Regions from separate parts of the Homo sapiens genome. Here region 2 is linked to region 1. Evidence: read pairs that join two places in POLR2A ChIA-PET (ENCODE). Cell type or tissue: MCF 10A. All regions are shown on one strand.

The links. Peaks named below come from ENCODE experiments on the same cell type or tissue, not always from the same donor. Only the 100,000 strongest peaks of a DNase experiment are listed, where the experiment ranks them.
Region 2: POLR2A ChIA-PET joins it to region 1 with 5 read pairs; 2 of 35 experiments call an interaction of 5 or more read pairs at or near these places.

The regions. Positions count from the first base shown.
Region 1 is chr14:59,722,012-59,727,011 of GRCh38, forward strand. RTN1 (reticulon 1) reads right to left here. Exons shown (of 9, transcript NM_021136.3): 3 at 4,908-5,000. Among named protein-coding and RNA genes, the nearest start is that of MIR5586, 77 kb to the left of the region's middle. In MCF 10A, no CTCF peak of the experiment used is centred here; a DNase peak (open chromatin) is centred at 2,600.
Region 2 is chr14:59,852,208-59,857,207 of GRCh38, forward strand. All of the region lies in intron 1 of RTN1 (reticulon 1), which reads right to left. Among named protein-coding and RNA genes, the nearest start is that of RTN1, 16 kb to the right of the region's middle. In MCF 10A, no CTCF peak of the experiment used is centred here; no DNase peak of the experiment used is centred here.

The DNA of each region.
Region 1 (5,000 bases):
TATGTATCTTTCTAACTCTATTTACACATGTGTATAATTTATATATTTTTGCCCACCTGCTATAGCATTTCTATGGGATAAATTCCTAACAGTATTCAAAAAGTATGAGAACTTAGAACTGTAAGAGGGTTAGAGTCCTGGAGGTTGAGTGTTCACACTCAATGACATCACTTCATTTGCTCAGGAAGGGAACAGAGGAAGGAAAAGAGCAAATTTTGATAAATTAACATGGACATACGGAATTTGGGAGGTCTATGGGATGTCCAATACACAGTGAGGGAAATCGGCTTGGAGTTTAGAAAAGAGGATTTCTTCAAAGCAAGAGATTTGAGAAGTGTCACACATAAAGCAGTGCCTGAAAACCTGCATGGGTGACAGCAGCTTTGACAGCAAGGATAGGCAGGAGGAAGAAAGACAAGGATAGAACTCAGGGACAACACAGAGGAACTGGAAGGGTGGTAGCAAAAGAGACTGGAAAAGAGGTCAGAGAGTAAGAGGAGAACCAAGAAAGAGAAACATCAGTACGATAAGGGAGGAAAAAGTTCTGAGAAGGAGTGAACGATTTCCATGAGAGCTGATATTGTCCCTAATTTTATTGTTAAATGACATAAGTTACAAAACAGTATGTTCAATATAATGTTACTTTTTCAGTGAAAAACTATATATTCCTGAATACTTAAAGAAATTCTTGAAGAACAAGAACAACAATAAAAAAAAAACAATACAAAGGCCTGTAGTGACGTGTGAGAATTAGGGATGGGAGGGTTGAGTAGGGAACTTTTAACTTTTTTTTTTTTTTTTTGAGACAAGGTGTCTTTCTTTGTTGCACAGGCTGGAGTGCAGTGGTGTGATCAAAGCTCACTGCAGGCCCGACCTCCTGGGCTCAAGTGATCCTCCCACATCAGCCACCTGAGTAGCTGGGACTACAGGCATGCACCACCACACCCAACTAATTTTTGTATTTTTTGTAGAGATGGAGTTTCATCATGTTGCGTAGTCTGGTCTTGAACTCCTGGGCTCAAGTGATTCACCAGCCTTGGCCTCCCAAAGTGCTGGGGCTACAGGTGTGGGCCACCATGCCCAGACTCTTTAACTTTGAATTCTGTGCCATTTTGTACAGTTTGAATTTATTACAACAAATATACATTACTTTATTATTAACGTTTTAAGGACTGATCAGCAGTATGATATTAGATTACCAGAGAGGACAAGAAAGATGAGATTGAAAAGAGGCCATTTGTTTGGCAAGAAGACAGTCAGTTTCAAGTAGGAATATGAAAGCATACTGCCATCGTCTAAAACCCTGCTACCCTGGCCGAGTGCGGTGGCTCACGCCTGTAATCCCAGCACTTTGGGAGGCCAAGGTGGGTGGATCACAAGGTCAGGAGATCAAGACCATCCTGGCTAACATGGTGAAACCCCATCTCCACTAAAAAAAAAAAAATACAAAAAATTAGCCGGGCGTGGTGGTGGTGGGCGCCTGTAGTCCCAGCTACTCGGGAGGCTGAGACAGTAGAATGGCGTGAACCTGGGAGGCGGAGCTTGCAGTGAGCAGAGATGCTCCACTGCACTCCAGCCTGGGCAACAGAGCGAGACTCCGTCTCAAAATAAATAAATAAATAAAAATAAATTAAAAAAAATAAAACTCTGCTTCCCAAGCTTTAAAGTGTATAAGAATCACATATGCACTTATGCACAGGGGATCTTGATTCAGTACGTCTTGGAAGCAGCCTGAGATTCCCCATTTCTAACAACCTCCCACATAATATCAACATGGCTGGTCCAAGCCACACACTTTTGAGTTGCATGATAAGTAATCAGAATGCAGGAAACAAGCTCAAGGGCAAAGATACCATGATTTCCCAACAGGTGTCCCCCTGGAATATGAACCCAACGGCACACTCTAATAAAAAGTATTCTACAATCACATAGGTTTGGTAAATATCACATAACTATCCTGATTAATCACACTGGGTATTAGTGCTTTTATGAAAATTTTTAAATTGGCTTTTTACTTGGACATTCCTAACAGTTACGGCTAATCTTGTAGAAAGGAAAACATATCTACCTGCTTTAGAATCTAATGTTTATAACAGGTCATCCTAGAAGGTGTAGGGGAGCAGAAATACAGGGCGGCAAGAGCTCAGGGGCATACAAGGAGGAAAACTGAAGCATGAAGAAAGAACTGCGTTTTGTCTCCAGTGCAATAACTGCAGAGGTCTCTGAAAGGTGAGAAAGCTCCAAAACTAGGCCTTGTTAGAGCACGTGCACCAGTTACCCTGGTGCTCCTCCATGGTACATGCAATGATGCCATCAAATATCTGTCAAACCTTATCCTAAATATTATTCTAAATATTTCTAGGCACTTCTGAAACTCTGTCCAGCATCAGCAGGATGGCTCATCCCCTGGATACTTGTGAATGCATAAAATTAATGCATGCATACTGCCAGAAGCTTCAGTGGACAAGAGCAGGAAACCACAGAAGCTGACCGGACCTCACTGTTGCCAGGAGTCAAGCTTGGCATGAGCACAAACCTGCTGTCCACAAACAGTGATTAAGAACAGCCTGGGGCTGGGCGTGGTGGCTCACGCCTGTAATCCCAGCACTTTGGGAGGCCAAGGCAGGCGGATCGCCTAAGGTCAGGTTCAGTGAGCCAAGATCACGCCATTGCACTCCAGCCTGGGCAACAAAAGTGAAACTCTGTGTCAGACGAAAAAAAAAAAAAACAGCCTGGGGAAGGCTGGGCAGCGCTGATCCTTTCTCACCTGCTGAGACAGAGCAAGTGAGACCAAAAAGAACCTCAGAGCTCAAATTGCCTGCTGGCATTGCTGAATCACCTGCTCAGGACCTCCAGTTCTTGGCTGCCTCAGAATGGCCTTTTAGACTCTTCATAGATAGTGCAGTGGAGCAGTGAGTTTCAGTGGGAGACTAGATTTCAAAGGACCCCTCCGTGCAGAAGAGAGTGGAGATTATTCACCTTGGCACGCCCTCATCTTTTGAAAAGACTGCCACACCCTCCTCTCTACCTTCTAAACTTGGCAGCACAGGGTCCAAGCCATATGGGGCAACTTGTACAGAGATTCAAATGACACAAAATTGGCCATAAAAGATACTCTGAAGCCTTTGCATTCACAGCTGCAGTTTTCCATCTCCTCAGCTCTTCATCAGGTGTCTGGTCAGTCAGTCCCAGCTGTTGTCCTTGTCTCTCAATAGGCCTGCAAAGTTCCCTTTTCTCTTTAGCCCTCAGATTTATCTACTTTTGAGAATAAACATATTTGAACAGCACCGTGCACACGGTGACTATCTCAGGAACATTAGTTAGGGGATAAAATGGAGACACATGCCTGTTACAGTACAGTGACATGAACACATGCTCAGCATGACTCAAGCTTGACTGTTTTGGGGCCCCAAGGGGCTGAAGGTTGTTCATGTTAATACTTTTTCCTGTGGTTCCCTGCAAGCTGCAGCGTCTTTTCTTACTATGTCAGGATAGTAGCAAAAAAACCCAAAATGGTTTTAAGATTGACCCAACAAACACATTCCCACCGTTAAATTTGTCTTCAAGTATCTTCCCTATCACACACACTAAATATGCTTTCAGCTCTTTAAGAAGAGCTATTTGGGAAGTCAAGAGTCAATTATATCAGCCCCCACACCATGCCACATGTCTGAGCCACAGCAACTATGTATCTTTTTATTTCAGTCCTCTAGATTCCTCTATTCTATTCCAATGTGTTAATTTTAAAGAATTTAGCAGCTAGCTTCCAATTTAAAATAACGAGAAAGATTTTGTCCTCTATTTTTATATGAAGCACTTTAACTGCCGCTAACATCATTGAAGTTAGCATAGACACAGGAAAGAGGGCGCACCCTTGAAATCACTTATCTCCAAAAGGAAAAGGCAAAGAAAGCACTTCTAAAGGAAAGAAAAGTAGAAGAGATGGGTGGGAGGGGACCTTGAATACAGTTGTTAGGGTTTGTTTTAAAGTCCTACCTGAGTGTTCTCTCCCCAGGAACAGGGTAGAAGTTCTCTAACTTCACCCATTAACAAAAATAGAATGAGCAGGACCTCACTTAGTCATGTGACTCTAATTCCTTTCTTGAATTCCATAAGACAACTGCAATCAGGTGCGGTGAACGATTTTTGGGGAAGAATCTCTTGTACACGTATAATGTCTGGAAAACAAATGACTTCCATTTTTCTTGCATTTGAAGACTCACCTCAAAATTTTTCATAGGGAGAACATAATGACCACATTAAATTCATTCTAAGTAATAAGAGACTTTAAAAGTGAATGAATCACCTTCAGTCTTGCTTAGGGACAAGAGAAAACTCTGGACCCAACTGTGGTCTCTGTCTTGCCTGACTCACTGGGACATAAAAACCTTACCAAGGCCCAAATCCCTTGCCCTTGGGTAAGAGAAAGGATGGAGCTGAGCTCCATTTTGCATACTTAAGAAACAGGCCTGGCTGGCAAAATAGAACATGCTAGTGGTGGGTTCCAGCACCTACAGAGACTGAGCAGGGGAACTGGACCAGAGCCTGGACAATAACAAGAAAAGCATCGCTTTCCTGGGGGAGGAAACCCAGCCCTGGAATGGAAAGACAGGCGCATGCACTCCATTTAGGAGATCCTGGAGTGAACACAAAACCGCTCATTATTAGGGAGGCTGGGTTCAGCCAGTCCTGAGTTGCCCTGAGCACGCGGTTCTGCCACCGACTTCTGTCCCAGCTGCAGATCTGAATTCTCTCATCTCCTCCCATCCCCCCTGGAACCGTTCTCTGGTCAACTGTTTGATCAGCATGGGGATGACTCCAGGGCTGAGCCAGAACCGCCCCTGCTGAATGCTCAGAGCACCCAGAGGGAGGACACTAACCAAGCATCCCTGCTTGGGATCCTTTACCTTTTTGCTTATTGAGAAACAGCAGTGGGGGCGGGGCGCCAGGACCTAGAGGCCCAGGGCCCTTTGTGGCCGCAGGACTTTGGTTGGAACTCG
Region 2 (5,000 bases), 130 kb after region 1:
TTAGAGAAGTCAGTTGACTTATTTTGAAGCTGCATTTGCATGAGAAGCACTCTGATTTTACTTTGATGGTATGTTCATATATAAATAAAAGTAGAGCAGACTTTTTAAAATATCATATGCACACTTTACATAAAATTGAGAAAAAAACTGATTTTCCACATTGAAGAATACATATTTATTTAGGGTGGCATTAGATGACTGATGGAGATTTTTAGAGGGAGAATTAACATCATCTCCTAGTCCCACCCCCAAGCATTTCCTAATAATAATGGTAAAAGACTGTTGCCTAATCTACTTAAAATACCATTTGGTTCCAAAAACGTTGGCAGCGACTGAAGTGTACACAGACTCAGTAAATACACAAATGATGATGCATCACTTATCTGGGCAATGAAGATTCACATAGACCCATCATTAAGCCCTTCTCAGAGGCTGAGATTAGCTACTGTCTACTGGTAGAGCCATGACTGGAATCCAATATGGAATCTCCAAATCCTCTCTCTTTCTCTCATTTCTCCATAGCCAATCTGGAAAGAGTATGGCTTAGTAATCCTCTGAGAGCCACAAATTCAGTTAGAGTATATTCTTGAAATTAATACAACAAAATTTATGGAATGCAGATCTTTTGCCTGATTTAGACTGCTCTTCCTCATAGTCTGACCATATTGTTATTTTACTGAATTTATTTATATATTCTTAGTATGTATTTGTGTCATCTATCCAACTTCATACTTTGTGTCTGTGTACATATATATATTAAACGCTTAATAAATATTTGTTGAATAAAGGATGATTGAGTGAGATTTTATTGAACCATGAAACTATTGCCCCTGTGTAAACAGTGATCTCTATGAGAGTATCTGGAATCATTGATTTCTAAGAGTTAGAAAGTTATTTCATTTCCCCATCCATAAAAGACTTCTGAAAAATTCCAGAATTTGGGGGTGTTTGTACAGATTTTCCAGTGGGGGTCTGTGATCATGAAACGATTTTTTAAATTACTAATCTAATGTATCTCCTCTATTATAACCCCTCTGTCACAGGCATGATCAACCCAACTCTGCTACATATCTCCAGTAACAAAAAACTCACTACCATATGAGGAAGTCTAGGCTATTTTCATAGCTCTGATGAATACTGAGCTCTAATTCTCTCCCTGTAACTTCTGACTGACCACAGATCCATCCGCCAGTCACATAAACATGCCCAGACCCTATGCCACTTGACAACCCTTCATGTATTTTTAGACAGCTGTCATAACCCATCCTATCTTCTTTTAAGCAGTCTGTAAATCCTCAGCTCTTTCAACCAGAGTCAAGATTTCTACTATGACTTCTACCCCGGCATTCAGTGCACCCAGAACTCTGCCCAGACCTTCACATGTTCCAACCTTCCCATCTTAAGGGTTGAAACAAGTATTCCCAGCTCTCTCCTACTTGTTTTGGGCATCTCGAGTTAACGAGACTTAACAGTTATCATGTCAGGGACAGCTGCTTCACTCTACTGACTTAAAGTGAACTTAAAGTTAACAAAAAATCCCTGTTTTTTCTCTATTTATGTTGCAGTTCCACCATGCATGGCCCTCCCATTCTATCCATACAGTTAGTTTGGGGATTCTATTGCAGGGTTTTGCAATTATCCCTATTAAACTTTTACTTTTTTTTTTTTTTTTTTTGAGAGGGAGTCTTGCTCTGTCGCCCAGGCTGGAGTGCAGAAGTGTAATCTCGGCTCACTGCAACCTCCGCCTCCTGGGTTCAAGCCATTCTCCTGCTTCAGCCTCACAAGTAGCTGGGACTATAGGCATGAGCCACCACCTCCGGCTAATTTTTGTATTTTTAGTAGAGACGAGGTTTCCCTATGTTGGCTGGTCTTGAACTCCTGACCTCAGGTGATCCGCCCACCTCGGCCTCCCAAAGTGCAGGATTACAGGCGTGAGCCACCACACCCAGCCAAACTTTTTAACTTTTTAAATGCAATTAATTGTTGCTTTTGGCTGAGGTTCTTAAGGATTCTCAAGTTCTGTCAACTCAAGTTTTAGCCACCGTCTTCCCCATTCAGATTTATGCTCACTGTAGTTCAGATAGGTTTTCATGCAAGCTAATTCCTTATTTAATGTGCAAATTTTACTGCACAGATCATAAAATAGATGCTGTGGCCAGGCGCGGTGGCTCACACCTGTAATCCCAGCACTTTGGGAAGCCAAGGCGGGCAGATCATAAGGTCAGGAGATCAAGACCATCCTAGGCAACATGATGAAACCCCATCTCTACTAAAAACACAAAAATTAGCTGGGTGTGGTGGCACCTGCCTGTAATCCCAGCTACTCGGGAGGCTGAGGCATGAGAATCGCTTGAACCCAGGAGGTGGAGGCTGCAGTGAGCCGAGATCATGCCACTGCACTCCAGCCTGGAGACAGAGCAAGACTGCGTCTCAAAAAAAAAAAAAAAAAAAAAAAAATAGATGCTGCACAAGAAAAGCCTAAAATAGGCAACAGAGTGAAATAATTAAGAGCATGAACCCTAGATCCAGACTGCCAAGGTTCATCAAATCTGGATGCTTCACTTACTAGCTATATGATCATAGGTAAGTCACTCAATCTCTCTCTATCTCAGTTTGCTTACTTGTAAAATGGGGAAAATAACCATACCTACTTTATTGAGATTAAGGATAGGATTAAATGTAAACAGCCCAGAACACATTGTAAGTGTTATAGAAATGCTTGTTTCATAAGTAACTTAGCTTATGTGTGCATATAAGTACAGATCAGAAATCAGTAAGTACTGTAAATGTGGAAAACATCTCAACAACTAAAAGTAGTACTATATGGTTATTTTCCCTGAAGCCCCCATCTGGACCAATATGGCTTAGATTTTGTGCATTTAGCAAACATGAGGCAATATACCTGTCAGTCTGTTTTCACTGTACCCTATTAATATGAATACTCAATGAACATTTGAAAAAGGGAACATGTCGTCTAAACATTCCTGTGCTACAGAGAACAGGGATTTTATTATTTATCCCCTTTTATTTTCTGTTTTCTTTCTGTTGTTGAGATTGGTCATTTCTATTGTTTCTCTTCAAATTCACTAACATTTTCTTCTTTCCTCTTCACTCTGCTGTCGAGCCCACCTACTGAGGCTTTTATAAAAATTATCTCGATTACTGTGTTTCTTCTAAAATTTCCATTTAGTTCTTTATAGCTTTTATTTCTTTGGTGAGACTTTCTTTTTCTTTGCTGGGACTTTCTATTTCTTTGCTGGGGACTCTCTATTTTATTATTTATTTCAAGTGTGTTTGTAATTGTTTGTTGAATAATTTTTGTGATGGCTACATTAAAATCCTTCTCAGATAATTCTACCATCTGTGTTAATATGGTGTCGATTGTCTTTTGTCATTCAAGTTCATATCCTACTGGTTCTTGTAATTTTCCATTAAAATCTGGACAGTTTTGGTATTATGTCTTGAGACTATATATATTGCTTAAATAGAAGTCCAGGTTTTCCACTCAGTCTCATCACTGAGCAGTGATGAAACTCCTGACTCTCCTCTAGGCTTCCTCTAACACCACATTAGCTGGCAGGTGAATTAAGTGCCAAAGCCTTACTAGTGCTGGGTGTCTCTTACATCCTCAGAAAGGTGGAAGTCTAGGCTCCCTCCTTGGCTTTTGTGGTGGGCATGGAGGTGGGACCTCAGTTTATTTCATGGTGTTTGGCTGGATACAGTGATTACTGTCTAAAAGTTTTCTATCCTGCTAGGATGCCGTTTTCTGGTCCTTTCGCTAGAAACAGCAGGCTTTTTTTGTGGGTGTTTTTTGTCTGTGCCCATTGGCATTTCCTGCTTGTTGGCTTCTCCAGTATCCAGCCTGAGATATAGGATGAAAACAGAAAACCCCGAGAACTCACTGCTGTGTCCTTCCACAGGTCCCATGATCTCTAGTAAGACTGTCTTCTTCTCTTCATTCACCTTTCAGAGTCCCTTTCTATTTATTTTATATGCAATGTCCAGGATTTTTAGCTGTATTTAGCAGAAGGGATAGAGACTCCATCTTTCTAGAGCAATCATGTTTTTATATAAGACTTTAATCTACTGAGTTATAAGACTAGCCTGCAGATTCCCACAAGCCCACAGGGCCAGTTGATTTAGCCCTGTACTGGCGGGTAGCAGGAGCTAGCTTTCGCTGTGCTGCCTTCTCTGGTAAGAGAAGCAGCCTCTTCCAGACCAACTCCCACACATACCTGGGACAGCTTCCTAGGCTTATTGCCCTTCCACTGAATAGGAGAATCAGAATAGATTCCATCTGCTGTCCTCCCTCATTCCAGCTGGTCCCCACGGGCACACCTCAGCCCTGTACTCACAGATCACTCATCAGGACATGGGAAACGCAGCAGATCACCACTCCTACTGCCCTCCTCCAAAATGTCTTCCCATGTGGATTACCAAAACCGACTTCTCTCCACCCCCAATCCTTCCTTGCTCTCCTGAGCTTCCCCATTGCTATTTGGCTGAGGTCCAGCTTGGCACAGCAAGCATTTTATAGTAAAACATCTAAGGTTGAGGTTCATTCTCAATCTTCATTCTCTATGGCATCTGACGCTACTGACCAGGCTTCCTATTAATAGTACCTTATAGATACAGAGTTATCTGCCATTTCCATGCATCTTCTTGTGTTATCCCATTTTATCTTCACATAACCCTGTAAGATAGCCAGAACAGTACTGTGCTCATGCAATGTCATATATGAAGAAACTGATACATAAAGCAGTCATATGTCTTGCCCACATTGACATGATATTAGGTACCAAAGCCAAGACTAGATAAATCTGATCTCTCAGTCAGGGCTCATTCTGTACCACGTCATCTTGGCTTTTGTGATACTATAATAATAGGAGTACCTGTATTTACCATATGATTGCCAGGCACTCCACAAGACCTAATACCATATATACCTAACTATAGAATCTGAGGCTCAGGGAGCTTAAAGCTAAAGCTTTAAGCTTTTT